2 separate regions of the Homo sapiens genome follow, and region 2 is linked to region 1. Evidence: read pairs that join two places in POLR2A ChIA-PET (ENCODE). Cell type or tissue: PC-9. All regions are shown on one strand. Links, peaks and the distances in the headings refer to the core of each region. The heading gives the core; the rest is flanking DNA. Region 1 has its middle 24 kb from the start of CNIH3-AS2. Region 2 has its middle 74 kb from the start of CNIH3-AS2.

Region 1 (8,391 bases), core at 353-8,352:
TGTTCGTTCCCTCCCTTGAGCTGTCAGCCTCTTGTGGGTAGAGATGACATCAACTATCTTTTGACATATATTTGGATATCTGTGCCTGCAAGACCTAATAGGACAATTCTAACACACGGTGTCATCTCACTGAATATTTGTTGAATGAATGAAAAAATTCAGAATGTATGAATAATTTTTAAAATTTTTCCTCAATAGCTTTCTTGTATATTTTAAAGGCTGTCTGGATTTTCTTAGGGCCTTTGCCTCAGACATGCATACGGCAGGAGTGTGAGATCTATGGAGTGGGCTCAGCTCATGGAGCAAGGAGGACGGCAGGGGCTCCAATGATGATGTCTGCGTAAGAATTCCCATTTAAGATCTTTCCAAGCACAAGAGTCATGGCCCAATGGCAGAGTGTCCTATGCCCACGAATAAATCAAGGATGAAGAAGACATTTTTGGAACCAGCATAGTTTCTGGTAGGATCTTTGCCACTACTTAAAAAAAAAAAACAAGCATTTAAACTCCCATAGTGTAAATTAATTCAGATGTAAATAACCATTCAGACAACCAGGAATCTGACAAGCAGAGGTGTCTGCCAACATGTCCTGAGTAATTAGCTGGATTTTTGCACTTTTTTCTTTTTGCTGGCAGCACTAGGCAACACTTACTTATTTCTTAGCTCCACTTGATGGAGCTGATTCTAGGAGTTAAAAAAAAGACTTTGGATAATAAGGACCAGCTTCTCAGGCTTTGGAACCTGCTGTGGGAGTAAAGGCTGGCCTTCAAAGTTTCTGTTCTTAAGTCTGGAGGTGATTAGCATTAAGCCATGGGCCAAGCTACTACCTTCTTCCTGACCCCCTGTTTTTTTTTTTTTTTGGAGCCATTTTACTGAGAAGCATGACATCTATCAACTTCCCAGATCCCTGCGAGAATGGATTGAGGAGTCTGAGCTCTGGAAATCAAAGTGGCTAAGCGAGCACCGTTATTGCTGTTAAGAAAACCTGCAATGCGCGAGTTGAAACTTTCTAAGTTTGGATCTGCTTTTGTCTGACCTCTGCCTGGATAGTAAGGCAGCTGAGTGATTCACAGGCACAGAAATGCACCACGTTGCTATTCCCAGACCCTGCCACAAAAGACTGTTGAATTCCCAATGTCTCCATGCTCACTTCCTGTCCTCACTGTGACTATGAGGCACTTTGAAGATTTAACACATTATAGAAACACACAGCATCATGTTTATAATAAGTCTACATTCTGAATCAAAATAATGGTTTAGTCTTCTCAGATGAGAGGGAATATCTGGGGCTAAATGAGGGTAAGTCACGTACTTTTCTATGTGCAGGCAAAACTGATTTTGTTCTGAGTGAGCTGCAGCCTGCAGCCTCTTTTCAAAGCTGACTCCTAGGGGGTTTGGCCAGGGCTGCTTTTTGCATGAATTGTTGACATTCAAACACCTTTATCTCTGATGCTGCTCTACAGCTTAATGTGATATTTCTGTCCAAACTCAACTTTTGATGAGAAGAAAAGATTTTTAATCCAAAATATGCACACAACTCCCCAGCCCCAGGGAAAGGACTTCTTTGTCTTAGTGAGAGCACTTCTTTGAGTGCTCTTTGGGTGGCTCTGTAGCTCACTTGCAGCATGGGATTGAGAAAGGAAAAGTGGAGCCCAGGGCAGGCAGGGGGTTTTCCAGCTCCTCTAAAGAGGTTGCTTACCAGTGGGACCTTACTGTTTTGCTTGGAAGTTTGAGAGTTACCAGTTCATCAGGATATCCACTTTTTTTTTTTGAGATGGAGTCTTGCTCTGTCACCCAGGCTGGAGTGCAGTGGCACAATCTCAGCTCACTGCAACCTCTGCCTCTGGGGTTCAAGTAATTCTCCTGCCTCAGCCTCCCCTGTAGATGGGATTACAGGCATGAGCCGCCAGGCCTGGCTAATTTTTGTAATTTTAGTAGATATGGGGTTTCACTATGTTGGCCAGGCTGGTCTCAAACTCCTGACCTCATGATCCACCCACCTCAGCCTCCCAAAGTGGTAGGATTACAGACGCGAGCCATCACACCAGCTGATATCCACTTTTAAATGCCAGTGCTGTACTTGGCATAAAGTAGACCATGAATAAATGTTTGTTGAATAAATGAATGAATGATTAAAGCCCAAATTCCACTATATGGCTGTATGAGAGATTTTTGGCTTATTGGTTCCTTTGGGTTGTTTTGCCTCTATAACTTCCTCCCTTTTTTGTGTAACTGCTGTCCAGCTTAACCTGAGCATGGATGTGTATGTATGCCAAACAGTCTCCTTTTTCCACTTTATCTTAGTTTGTTTGTGCTGCTATATCAGAATACCTGAGACTGGGTAATTTATAAAGAACAGAAGTTTATTATCTCACAGTTCTGGGGCTGGGAAGTCCCAGAGCATAGCACCAGCATCTGGTGAGGGCCTTCTTGCTGTATCATCACATGGCAGAAGGTGGAAGGTCAAGAGAAAGCAAGTGACCAAACTTGCAGTCTTAAGCCCTTTTTATAATTGGCATTAATCTATTCATGAGGGTGGAGCCCTCGTGACCTAAACACCCCCCCTTAGGTCTCATCTTCCAACACTATTGCATTTGGGATTAAGTTCCTAACATGTGCTTTTTGGGGGACACATTCAAATCATAGCTAACGCCTTTGTGCTTTTGGCCCTTCTTCCCCACCGCCCCGCCCCCGCAACCCACCCAAGAGATAGATCCTGGTTATATTTCTGGCCTCTGTGTCCAGAGCCTGGTCACACTTCTGGGGCTTCATTTGTACATTCCTTTTTCCTGTAAGACTTATAGGGTTCTTGCCTCAGAAACAGCTCCCACCCCTAAAGTTACATATATAGAAACATAATGTGGGAGGCAATTGGAAAAGGTAGATCTAAGCTTCTCTTGAACTTGTTTTTATTTAATCCAGGTTAGCATTCAAGGCTACCTGATCTTACCTTTCTAAGTATATTTCCAGTTTCACTTATTATTCACTCTAGCTAAGCAGGTCTGTTTAGTGATCAATGAAAACAACATGCACATTGACACCCTGCACTGCTTCACATATCTGAATTCTACCTGTTCTTCTAGCTGTGGTTGAATGGTTAGGTCCTCTGTAAAGTTTCTCCTCTATTCCAGCCACTGTTCTCTCAGTACTGGGAAGTCATTTATATTCTCCACTGGCTCCTTTGTGAAGTGCAAAGTTTGAGAACCAGCTCTTCAGTGGGACTCCCTGGGTTTGAATCCTAACCCCACTGTTTACTAGCTGTGTGTCCTTGGCAAAGTTACTCAACTTCTCTATGTACCTCTGGGTCTTACAATTGGCAGCTGAGAAGAGCTTGGTCTTACTGAAGAGATGAGTTTCTTGGAGGCCCATTTACATGATAAAGAGAGACCACAGACTGATCAGGCCCAGCTATCTTGGCAACTGCTCCTTCCCTGAACACCAAGACAAAAAAGTTGGAGAATGGTTCCAACTGGAGGACTTGTGGTTTTATAGGTTTCAGATACTATGCCGTAAAACAGCCCATTTTTATTCTCAGAGGCTCAAGCTGTCAGGTTCCTTTTACCTCTCTCCAGGAAGCCAGCATCCCTAGGCCTCCACCTCTGGGGTACAGGGAGGGAGGTTTAGAACTCAAGCTTTAGAGTCAGATGGATTTGGGCATGACTGCTAGCTGACTCTGCTATTTACTGTATGACCTTGGTGCCTGATCTGTCTATCATTTTCTCATTGGTAAAATAGGAATGATAATACCCACGTTGCAGAGTGTGAGAATTAAAAAAGAGTGCAAGGCAAGTGCTTGCACAAGGTCTGATACCAGGAAGCAATCAACATAGATTATTAATAGCCACTAATTATAAACCACTTTTGTGGAACATAAAGAGTGGCTGTTGTTGTGGTTGGGTCATAATGACATCTGATGCTCATTCAGATGACACAGGCAGGACTTTTTTTTTGTCCCAAGGTGAAAGCTTCTTCATTCCATGTGTCTGTATGTGTGTATGTGTGTGTGTGTATATGTGTGTGTGTACGGTATGTGTGTGTATGTGTGTGTGTGTGTGCATACATATATGTGCACAGACAGATCTTTATAACTGTTTCAGGCGTCCTTTACATGAACTGAGAAAAATGGAATAATTAAGCACCTCACAGCTTTTAAAAGCTGAGATTCTGGTCGAGCTTAGAGGAGTAAAAGACAAGAGAGCAGAACTCAGTGAGCAGAGAGGGCACTCTCAGGACATATTGAAGTCAGTGCCTAAGAGGTAGAAAAAGGAAGGGAAATCACGGCAGTAATATTCAGACTGTAATATTAGATTTGACATCAGTCTTGTGAGTTGTGGACTTGTTAGCTGTAGGGTTAAACTTAGTAGCCTCAGATTTTCAGCAGAATGCCTGAAACAGTAATGAAAAATGGCACACCCGCTCGTGGCTGATGGAAGAGCAGGAATATATTTCACATCTGACGGGAAAGCTCAGGACTTTTAACTTTCCTACTGGAATTAGCAAATCAGAAAAAAATGGCATCACAGAGTTATCATGCCCAGCCCTGTCTATTGACTACCTATGCTTTAGAAGGGCAGAGGGCAGAAATGGGGATCTAGTTTTGACAGCTGAAGTTGGGAGGATGTGGGCATTTGGCATGCACCAGGAAGCTCCCCTACTCAAGCTCCACAGGTTCTGAGTAGGACGATTCCCCTGACAGACATCTGCTTCTTAAGCAGTACTGTGAAAATAGATGATACATCTCCAGGTGTGGAAGGAGCCAGGGCCCAGAGCTAAATGGGGAGTTTCTAACAAAGGCTCATTGTGATCTGTTTACAGTGCCTGTTTAGTGGTGCTAATAATAGGAAAATCACTTAATTTTCATTGGTGGGAAGATGACATTTAGATGAGCGGGAAATGCAAGCAGAAAGCTACATCCCATTACTCTGTCTCCCTGGCCTGAGGACTCTCTGAAATGGTCACTTCTGTGGCTAGAGGTTCTCCCCACTTCCCGTCCCCAGACTGGCTATGTTACTTCCTCTTCTTTTTTTTTTTTTAACTTTTTTTTTTTTTTGAGACAGGGTCTCACTCTGTTGCCTAGGCTGGAGCGCAGTGGCATGATCTCAGCTCACTGCAACCTCCATCTCCCAGGCTCAAGCTATCCTCCAGCTCAGCCACCCAAATAGCTGGGACCACAGGCATGTGGCACCATGCCCAGCTATCCACTCTGTTACTTCTTAGGCAAAAACATGGCTTGCTGATTTGCTGCATCCGGTCCACACAGGCCAAGCTGGTCCATACCTGGTTTTCAGGTCATTACTACTACACATCTGCGGGGCAAAGAGAAATTAAGTGGCTTGCCTAAAGTCACACAGCTTGAAAGTGGGAAGCTCAAAGCTTCCCAACTAGCTTGTCATCTGATTCAGTTCAGCTAAAAATACCTCTGTTGACATTGAATGTTCTTAACACAAATAAATGATAAATATTTGAGATAATGTTTATACTAATTACCTGATCTGATCACTGTACATTATATGTATCAAAACATCATATGGACCCCACAAATAGGTAAAATTATTGTCAATTTTAAAAAATTTAAAAATAAAAATAAAACAATGTCATTACAGGACGTGAGCAAATTTAGGAAAAAAGTACTTCCATTGAACACACACTCTATCCAGAGCCTTGTGCTGGGTGCATCCATAGACATTTGCTCCCCTCTGTTGCTGTTCTTATCAAGATAATAGATGGCTTCTGTGCATCTCTGTTAGATTTCAAGCTCCTTATAGGCAGGGATTGTCTTCAGTTTATTGTGCCTGCCGAGTAAGAAGTGCTCTAAAGTAAACAAATGAAAGGTAGGCACTGCCCCTGCTAACCAGGTTACCAACAGCTGGGAGAAGGGGGAAATAGGAATTATTGTTTAATGGGTACAGAGTTTTAGTTTGAGAAGTTGAAAAAGTTCTGGAGATGGATAGTGGTGATGGTTGCACAACAGTGTAAGTGTAATTAATGCCACAGAACTGAACACTTAAAAAGGTAAATTTTATGTTATATTTATTTTGCCACAATAAAACAAAACAGAAAAGTGCTCCACAGCCTGAGGACAAGTGACCCCTAGAGCCCAAGCCTGGCCCAGGTGGCCTGGACACTGCACACTGACCCAGTCTCCAGAGCCCTTGCACCCCCGCTTGTCTGGAAGGGGCTGGAGCAGGTGTGGGAACTGGAGCAAATGGAGGTTTAGGATTTGGAGTAGATCTTATCTAAGCTATTAGAGCTTCATTATACACATCCCCTTTCCAGAAGCCACGAGTTCTGTCTATAGTGGGTACTGTTCTATGTTATTTTATGTGATGGTTGGTCCAGTGCAGCCACATGGGGCAGGCTCTGGAAAAGGAAGTTTATTACACTCACAGGTCCTGGAAGCAGGAGGTGTGGCACACAGGACCACAAGGGAAAGCACCAGTGTAGGTCAGGAGGCAGAAAGGGCCAGAGTGAGGGAAAATCTAGGCCACGGCCTTTACTGGGGTTTGCACAGGAAAGGTCAGGCGGAGCAGCATAAACAGTTTTGGATTGGGCAATTTGCATTATAAATGGCAGGCTTTGGGCTCTCTAGGGATGGTCTCTAGTTGCCTGGTACCTGGCTCTGGGAAGACTAAGGCAGAGGAATATTGCTTCTTGTAGTGTGCAGGTCCCATAGAAGAGATGTGACTAGATAGGCCAGCCCCTGCAAGGGCAGTCTCTCTCTATCCAGAAAGAGTTATAAGATAAACATCAAAATATACTGAAAATAAAAATATAAGCACACATTGTTTTACTGCACTTTGCTTTATTGTGCCTTGCAGATATTGTATTTTTTACAAATTGAAGGTTCATGAGAACCTTGTGTTGAGCAAGTCTGTCAGCACCATTTCTCCAACATCATGTGCTTGCCTCATGTCTCTGTGTCATATTTTGGTAATTCTCACAATATTTCAAATTTGCCCTGTTGTCAGGCTGGAGTGCAGGGAAGTGATCAGAGCTCACTGTAGCCTTGAACTCCTGCACTCAAATGATCCTCCTACCTCAACCTTGCAATAAGCTGGGACTACAGTTGTGCACCACCATACCTGTCTAATTTTAAAATTTTTGTAGAGTCAGAGTCTCACTATGTCACCCAGGCTGGTCTCAAACTCATGGGCTCAAGTGATCCTCCCACCTCAGCCTCCCAGGGTGCTGGGATTACAGGTATGAGCCACCATGCCCAGTCTGTGATCAGTGATCTTTGATGTCACTGTCATAATCGTTTTGGGGCACCACAAATTGTGCCTAAGATGGCAAAGTTGATCAATAAATGTTGTGTGTGTTCTCACTGCTCCATCAACTAGCCATTCCCCTATCTGTCTCCTTTTCCTTGGACCTTTCTTTTCCTTGAAACACAATAATATTCAATTTAGGCAAATTAATAACCCTACAATAGCCCCTGAGTGGTCAAGTGAAAGAAGAGTTGCATGTTCCCCATTTTAAATCAAAAGCTGGAAATGATTTAGCTTAGTGAGGAAGGCATATCGAAAGTCGAGATGGGCCAAAAGCTAGGCCTCTTGTCAGTTAGCCAAGTTGTGAATGCAAAGGTGAAGTTCTTGAAGGAAAATAAAAGCACTACTCCAGTGAACACACAAATGATAAGAAAGCAAAACAACCTTGTTGCTGATGTGGAGAATATTAGATGGAAGATCAAACCAGCCACCACATTCCCTTAAGCCAAAGCCTAACCCAGAGCAAGGCCCTAACTCTCTTCAATTCTATGAGGGCTGAGAGAGGTGAGGAAGCTGCAATAGAAAAGTTTGAAGCTAGCAGCGGCTGGTTTACAAGGTTTAAGGAAAGATGCCATCTTCATAACATACACATGCAAGGTGAAGCCACAAGTGCTGATGGAGAAGCTGCAGCAAGTTACCCAGAAGGTCTAGCTAAGATCATTGATGAAGGTGGCTACACTAAACAACAGATTTTCAATGTAGATGAAACAGCCTTCTCTTGGGAGATGCCATCTAGGCATCTTTCATAGCTAGAGAGGAAAAGTCAATGCCTGGCTTCAAAGTCAAGCTCACTCTCTCATTAGGGGCTAATGCAATTGTTGACTTTAAGTTGAAGCCAATGCTCATTTACCATTCCAAAAAATCCTAGAACCCTTTATAATTATGCTAAATATACTCTGCCTGTGCTCTCTAAGTGGAACAACAAAGCCTGTGTGACAGACATTTGTTTATAGCATGGTTTATTGAGTATGTTAAGCCCACTGTTGAGACCTATTGCTCAGGAAAAAAGATTCCTTTCAAAATATTACTGCTCATTGACAATGTACTTAGTTATCCAAGAGTTCTGATGGAGATGTACAAGGATATGAATATTGTTTTCATGCCTGCTTGCACAACTCCATTA
Region 2 (8,391 bases), core at 301-8,300, 50 kb before region 1:
ACCGTGCCTGGCTAATTTTTTTGTATTTTTAGTAGAGATGGAGTTTCACCATATTGGCCAGGCTGGTTTTGAACTCCTGACCTCAAGTGATCCATCCGCATCAGCCTCCCAAAGTGCTAGGATTACAGGAGTGAGCCACTGCGCCTGGCCCAGACATGTTAATTAAAGTGGAAAAGTTTGTACCTTCAGCTTTACCAAGTTCTAGATTCGTTCTCTGCTTAATTCATCCCATAAGAGTCTCAGGAATGTGGTAGTTTTTGGCACCATAACTGTCTGACCAAGATGAGTCTCTTAGGAGTGTGGAGGAGAGCTTGGGGACAGAATTCTGTTCCTAAGGAGAGACCCTGTTTAAGTCCTTTGATGTGGTCGTAGCACCGAATGAGGTTGCTATATATACAGGTAGCAATCTTGAAGAGCTTTTATTTGGTGGAGTTTTCAAACCCCATGCCTCCCAGTACCCCATCCTTTAGCTACAAGGAAGAACATCGGCCTCTTTACTACATCTTGGACAATGCCTTCTCTATGATTCTCCCTGCCTCCTCCTCCTTCTCTCTCTCTCTCTCTCTTTTTTTTTTTTTAAGAGACAGGGTCTTGCGTGTTGCCCAGCCCGGAATGTAGTGGTGCAATCAGAGCTCACCATAACCTCTAACTCCTGGGTTTATGTGATCCTCCCACCTCAGCCTCCTGAGTAGCTGGGACTACAGGAATGGCCACCTAGCCCAGCTAATTACATTTTTTTTTTTTTTTTTTTTTGTAGAGATGGTGTTTCATGTTGCTCAGGCTGGTCTCGAACTCCTGGTCTCAAGTGATTCTCCTGCCTCAGTCTCCCAAAGTGCTGCGATTACAGGCATAAGCCTATTATGCCCAGCCTCTACTTACTGTTTAAATGTACCTTTCCTCAAGTTTTATCTTCCCATGTTTTCCTGCTCAGATTCTCTGTCTGAGGGGGCTCACCTATATTCACCTCTAAATTTCTTGTGGCTAACACAGATTTCCAGTGGTCTCCTGGATATTTTCCCATGCATTTCTCTTCCGTAACTAAAACTTAGCACACTTAATTTAACATGTCATCCTGCATACTGCTCCTCTTGCCGTATTTACTTATCATGGCTATTAGGACTTCTACCCTTGCTTTCATTTGGGCCAGAAGCCTCAGTCGTCTTCCATTTCTTGTTCTCCATTCTCTTTAAACTCCAGGGTCTCTTGACATCCAAATCATCAATTGCCAAGTTCTGTCCTTTCTTCCTTTGAACTTTCTTCCCAGTCCAATACCTTGATTCTGCTATAATTTAAGTACTTTTTGACTCTTATGGATTATTTCAGTAGCTTCATGACATATCAAATTTCCAACTTCGACTTTTCTTCATTGTTGCATGAGTTATCTTTCTCTCTGATCCAGTTCAGATAGTTTTACCTCCTCAGAATCATCAGTGGCTCCTTGCTCTCCAAGATACGTGGTTCAGTTCCAGGCTGGGACTTTACAACGCTCTAGGATTCAGTCCCAACCTACCCTATGCCTTCCTTATGCCCCATGCTGGTCACTGCCCCATACTGGCCATACTGCACTACTTGCCCTTCACTAAATATGCCATTCATACCTCCATGTTTTTGCTTATGCTATCCGTGAGAGGTAGACCCACCTCTCTACCTTTCCCTGTGCCACCTAGTTAGAACTAATCATTCCCTACTTTGTCTTTCTGTATTTTGAACTTTGTCTTTCTGTATTCTGTTTCTATATTTTGCTTATTTTCTATTCTAGTACTTCTTCTGAGAAGTACTATATGCTTTATATTATAGTTAATTGCCTTCCCTCCAGATTGTAAGCTCCTTGAGGGTGCACTGAATTTTATTCCTTTCTGTATTCGTGTAACATTGATCACACAGAGCTTTACTCATAGTAAGCCTCTCAATAAATATCAATGAATGAATGGGTACTATTCACAGCACACAACGTGGGTAATTGGGAGGCTGGCCTTGAAGTATGTCTCATAGCTTCAAAATTTCTGATCTTTCTTCACCGTAGCTAAAAGTTCAAAAGAAAATCATCTAGTTCCTGGGGAAGTATCCTACGGGCCAACTTACATGGAAATGCAGCTGCACTCTCGTTTCATTTTGCTCCTGTGGTTTTGTCTCATGGCCCTGACTTGAAATTTCAGTTGGAAACTTGAAATGCAACCAAAGTAGTTTCTTCTGTGTCACCCAATAATAAGGCTTTCTAAACCCTTCAATTTTACTCAAACATTTCTCTTGAAAATCAGCTCTGCTGCAAAGTGGGGCTAATTCAATAGCCACCCATGCGGATGTAGTTGTGAGGATGAGTTTAAATGGGACATTTTTAGACTCTCCAATATGTCAACAAGTTAAAAGTTTCATTCATTTAAAAAATGTAAATAAATGCAGCTGCATCTGGCTATATGGACATTAAAGTGAGATCGTGGTTCTAAACCAAGTGACAAGATGCTGCAAACTGAGGGAGATACCCAGCTTTGAAGATAATTTAAGAAGCATTAATAAATATATTTAGAAAACTCATGCAGCCAAACCCCTACCTCCAGCTCATGTTTTTTTACCCTGTAAGCTAGCAGAATTTGTAATGACAGCTTAAGAACAACAAATAAAGAACTGGCTGCTTACCAAAACCAATTAAGTGGTGAGAAAAGGAAGTCACATGCATTAAACTTGCATGTTGGAATTCTCCATTATTGGACTTAAAATAATTATACAATTTCATACTTAAAGTAATTATACAATTTTGCATTTCTCATTAGAATATTTTTATAGAATTAAACAGTGTTCAACTTTCGAAAACTAGATTTCCAGAAATCAGCCTGCAAGTCTGTTTGCTTGAAGATAGAACGCATTTTCTTATAAAAATGGTATTATAAATGCAGGTGGGTACCCAGATTAGCCCACTAAAGTCATTCATACTCATTTATATTGATGCCATATGATGTATTTACAAGAAAAAATTAAGTAAAAAATTCCATTGCTGTATTGGCATGTATGTAAGTAATTTAATCTCCCATCTCTGAAATTTATTAAGAAAGGTTTTCATTTTTACTAAATGGTGAATGAAAAGCACAGCGGAAAGCAGATTTAATTAAGGGCTGAAAATATAGATGAGTACCGTGGTGGAGATTCCGAAGGGAAATTTGGGCCCTTTCCAGGACTTTCTAATTTGATGTTACTGGCTCTTTATGACATTAAGTGTCACTTCCAAATTTATGGCTTTCCTTTTTCCTCATATGGTTGTATCACTGGCACTACTTTAGGCTTATCATACATGATTAGGGTCATTTTTCTTTGGCTTACAAATGGAAGAAAAAGGGGACAAAATGGGACATTTTCTTCTGAGATAATTGAGCAAAAGTTAGATAAGAGGAAAGAGGGAGAAAAGGCCCTTAAAAAGGATGTGCATGCATATTAAAAATAAATTTCCTATAGTGGTTACCCTGAGCTGAGTCAGCAAAAATGCATGATTTCCTAAAGAAGAAAGAAGCTATTCATTAGATTTGAGAGTTCTTTGCAGTCCCAAGCCATGCTATTGCTTCTCAAAGGGTAGAGGCTACCAGAGGAACAAGCACAGAAAGAGCTCTGTATGCAACTGGCTATTCTTTTTTAGAGAAGATTCACAAATTGGGTGTTTATAGCTTTGCAATTCATGGTACTCTGTCATTAACTAATTTTGTGAGCATAACTATGATTTATTTCTCTTTCATTTTCCATACACAGAAAACGACTGTATCTTATCTTATTTTTAAAAAATCTTAATGTCTCTCACTCTTTGTAAGCATCACCTCCAATGGACTCCAAAACTCATGGCCCCTCCAATTCAACTTGCTACTGCTGTTTAGATAATACTTTTCAGAATCTTCCCCAGCCAAGACAAGTCCAGTGGCTTCCAATTTTCTTCACACGTTGAAACTTTTCTGCCGGATGTTCAGGGCCTCCATAGAATGGCTTCACACTTCCCAGTCAAGCCCACACCTCCTCCACTTCCTATCAGATGCCTCTGCTCTGGTTTGGCCAGAATCTTTCCTATTGTTTGAAAATGCCACAACCATTCCAGCTTCTATGCATCATCAATTCATGTTTTCCTTCTTAAAATTCATTCTTTTTCCTCCTTGGCTACTTAAATTCCATCTATTTGTAGGAAGCAACATTTGGGGTGTCTATTCTACGTAACAATAATTTTGGGCAATGAAGCCCTAGCAACGATTTTGTACTACATGACCCTGCTTTCTTAGCCACACTTGATTGGACTAACAGAGTACCTATGACCTAAAATGGAATGATCAAACTCTCTTCCCTAGGAATTTGGAAATGGAACTGAAAACCAGTGTGGGTGTCTGAAGATGGAACATGTGACTTAGGAACACGAAATAGAATAGCCACATTCTATTTTCTGGAAGAGAAACTATGGCAGCCTCATGGTAGAAAGAGAAAGAGTGTATGTAATAGAGTACTTGGTAGAAAATAGCAGAAACAAATTCTAGTTAACTTAGCAGAAAATATTTACTCTAAGGATATGATGTAGCTCATAGGATCAATGAGAAGGCTAGGAACCAGGTTTGGAGAATGGACCAAGAGAGATTAGGCAGCCCAAAGACAGCCAAGGTGTCTTCCTAGGAACAGTCCAGTTAGAATGCCACTGTAAGCTCCACTCTTGCCTCTTCTCGTCAACCCCTCCGTATAGTAGCTGCAGTGATCTTTCTAAAATTTAACTCAGATTATGATATTCTCCTGCTATTGTATAATAATTTCTCTGGTCTTTGTCCTAGTTCCTGGCATGGAGACTCTAATACCATTGGAATTTTCCAAGTTGTCTTTGTTATCCATGGTGGGTCCTGATTGCTTATGCTAATGAGGTGACTCATGCTAGGCCTCTAGACAGCTTCTGCAAATGAGAAGATTCAGGATGTGGGTAGGCTGAGTCAGAAAGACCAACCATGAGATTAGAAGGTTGGAGCTTTGAGCTATGTGATATCAGCCGGATCTCTGGAGAGGGGAGGGAAGCTGGAGATTGAGTCTAATCATGTGGGCCAATAATTCATTGAAACATGCCTGGGTAACGAAATTCTAATAGAAACTCAACACAGAAGTTTAGTGGAGCTTCCTGGTTGGTGCTGGGAGGGTGACACGTCCTGATTCTATGGGGAAAGAGGGCACAGGAGCTCTATGTGTGGGATCCTTCTGGATCTTGCCCTGTGTGTCTGTTTGTTTGCCTGCTTCGGATTTGTATCCTTTATCATAAAACTGTAATTACCAGTACTCTCCTGCGTACTTTAGTTCACGGGAGTTCTGTGAGTCATTCTAACAATTAACAAACCTGAGGGGGCCATGAAAATCTTAGAATTTGTAGCTAGTTGGTCAGAAGTGTGGGTGGTCTGAAGACCCTCAAACTTGCAGCTGGTTTCTAAATAGGGACAGTGCTGTTGGAGACCATGCCTTTTGGCTTGTGGAGTCAGTGCTGACTCTGGGTGGTTAGTGTCAGAATTGTATTGCATTACACCACCTGCTTAGCACTTCCAAATGGTTTTTATTAGACCAGAATAAAACAAGTGTTCACAATGGCCTGCAGTGACCTTGCCAGACTTGCTTCCTGCCTGTCTCCCTGGCCTTACCTCCCTCTACTCTCCTCCATATGCACTGCATTCCAGGATGACATTTCTTCTGTCCCTCGCACACACCAAGCTGACTCCATTTCAGTGCTTTGCACTTGCTCTTTCCTCTGCTTGGAATACCTTTCTTCCAGATCTTTGTGTGGACTTCTTTGAGGGTAGAAGTACTGTTGGTCTGGTTCACTTTTATACCCAAGACCTACAGCAGTAACTGGATTGGTTGATTGATTATACACTCATAGGTCACATAAGAGATCTGGGTGGGTCTGTTCATTATAATTCTGCAACCTACAGGATCAGATTCTAGGTCTGTCTTTTTAGCTAAATTGGCTCTTTGGCTGTTAAGAGATAAGAGGTTCTTTCTGTGCTGTTATCAAAGCTTTTTGGCTCTTGGACCATGGCATTAGCTGAGATATTTAAGCCCCAAGTTTGTAGTTTTCTTTCTGTGAACTCACCAGTGCATTCAGAAATAGTCAGTTCATTCAGAGTCTTTATATTTATTGCTCCCTCCAAAATAGTTGCAATCACCACTTGGTCTCCACAGGGAGAAGGAAGCCTTACCTTCCATATGCACTTCATCTCAAGCAGTCAGCAGTGATAATTTAACTAACAATTTGCTACAGCATCCCATGGACTACCAGTATCTTATTTTCCACTGGCATTGAGGTCATCATCTCATGCACGCCAACTCAGATAATCAATCCCAGATCCTATCTTTGAATCAGTTTCCTGGAGCTATTTTAGGAATATTTTGTTTATTCAGGGAAGCAAAACTGCTCTATGTTTTTAAAATAGGGAGTTCAATTCAGGAAATTGGTAACAGAGGTCTTGGAATGGTGGGAGAACAAAGAGGAAGGCAAAATGACTCAAAGATTGGTAATTTTAGGACGCCACTCCACCTCTAGGGCTGAGTGCACAGAAGCGAACACCATGTCACCAGAGCCCATGACCGCTGTGCTGCTGAGGCTGCTGCTGATGGAACTTGACTGCCCAAGGAGGAACTCAAGAGCTCTCAGTTACTCTTGGCACTACTACGACCACCACCATTATTGCTTTTGTCACTGCTGTCACTATTGCTGTTGCTATTGCTGCTGTCACTGCTAGAATCAAGAAAACACATGGCTTCTCCCTGCCTCCTACTTTCCAGTATCCTGCCACTGCCTCCCATGAGCATAATCAGCTGGCAGATGAGTCTGGAAAATGTAGTCTTCAGGCTTCTGGCCTGAGGGAGGAAGTAGAGTGGGGTGAGTGTTAGCTAAGAGACCATGGATTCCATGTGGCACAAACTCAGAGGTCCTGCTCAGATAAGCCTTCCTTGCCCCTGATACCAGAGCAGATCACGCTGAGCTCACTCTCAAAGCCATTGGCACTTTCTTCTCATAGAAGTTCCTACAGTTTGTGATTGCATATTGCAATGTATATGTACAAACGTATGTGTGTATCTCCTATGTGTGCAGAAGCTCCCCAAAGGCAATGACTGTGTAGCTTTTGCTGTCCACCATACCTGTAGCTCCTACACATGGTGGGGACTCAAATGTGTGTTGAACCAATGAACGGCTTCAAACAGCTCTGCCTTTCTGCCCATCCTTCACCCTTGTCTCTTCTCTCATCTTAATTCAGTCCCTTTCTATTATAACGTTCAGAGTCTACAATGAACTGTGAGACTTGGAGTGAGAAATGAGCTTTTAGATGAGTTCTCATCATCTTTAAAAATACGTATTTCACAACAGTATCAGTTAGGCTACCCAAATTCCCAGGCATTCTAGTCCTTTCAGAATTCCTGCCCCTCAGCATGAACATGCAAGTCTGTGTGTCCCTCCTCTTTTCAGGTCACATTAAGCTTAGGTGTCGGGTTGGAAGACTAGGTGCCATAGGAAGGATATAAAGGCAGTGGCTGTAAGAACAAACATCATTAAGTTCTTGGCGGAGGAAGAAGGGGCACAGAGGAGGGGATTTATGTGAATAAAGAGTCTGGGTCAGGGACTTGTGGCCTTGAACAAAGTGTGATGAAGAGGGTAATTTCCCCTGAATCAGCTTGAACATCAGGCTTCTAGTCACTATTTGGCTTTTGCAACATTAAAAATTACTATGTGGCTTAGTGTGCTAGGGCTGCTGTAACACAATACCACGGACTGGGTGGCTTCACTATAGAAACGGATTTTCTCCTGTTCTGGAGGCTGGGAAGTCCAACATCAAGGTGTTGGCAGCTTTGGTTTCTCCCGAGGCCCCTCTCCTTGGTTTGCAGGTGGCTTCCCAGGGTTTCTCTGTGTGTTTGTGTCCTAAGCTCCTCTTCTTATAAGGACACCAGTCATACTGGGTTAGAGCCCACCCTAATGACCTCATTTTAACTTAATTACCTCTTTAAATACCTTATCTCCAAATGCAGATACATTCTGAGTTACTTGGGATTAGGACTTCCAACACATGAATTTTAAGGGAACACAATTCAGTCCCTAACACCAAAGCAGCAAGCTTTGTTTCATTCTTGTATGTTTGGATACAACTTTTATGGAAGTTTTTCTCAAACGGAAATCCCAATATATGAAGTTATATCTCCCATGCTGTTAATTTCCAGAAGGCTTACAGGGAGAACTGAAATGGTTTGCAAACAAAAATGACAATAGAACACAGTAAGATGCTGCACTTCCCGCTCTCCCAAGACACCCAGCCTCCAAACTGCACTGTGGTGCCATCAGTTAGCATGAATTAGGAGAGACACGAGGTTAGACAGCCCAGCACGTTGTAGTCAACCTGGAGGGGGTAATGAATG

Evidence for each region. ChIA-PET counts read pairs that join two places held together with the same protein. Peaks named below come from ENCODE experiments on the same cell type or tissue, not always from the same donor. Only the 100,000 strongest peaks of a DNase experiment are listed, where the experiment ranks them.
Region 2: POLR2A ChIA-PET joins it to region 1 with 5 read pairs; 6 of 35 experiments call an interaction of 5 or more read pairs at or near these places.

The regions. Positions count from the first base shown.
Region 1 is chr1:224,588,124-224,596,514 of GRCh38, forward strand. It overlaps a transcript of CNIH3 not described here. Among named protein-coding and RNA genes, the nearest start is that of CNIH3-AS2, 24 kb to the right of the region's middle. In PC-9, for the core only: no CTCF peak of the experiment used is centred there; no DNase peak of the experiment used is centred there.
Region 2 is chr1:224,538,099-224,546,489 of GRCh38, forward strand. It overlaps a transcript of CNIH3 not described here. Among named protein-coding and RNA genes, the nearest start is that of CNIH3-AS2, 74 kb to the right of the region's middle. In PC-9, for the core only: no CTCF peak of the experiment used is centred there; a DNase peak (open chromatin) is centred at 4,943; H3K4me3 peaks cover 1,073 bases; H3K27ac peaks cover 4,390 bases.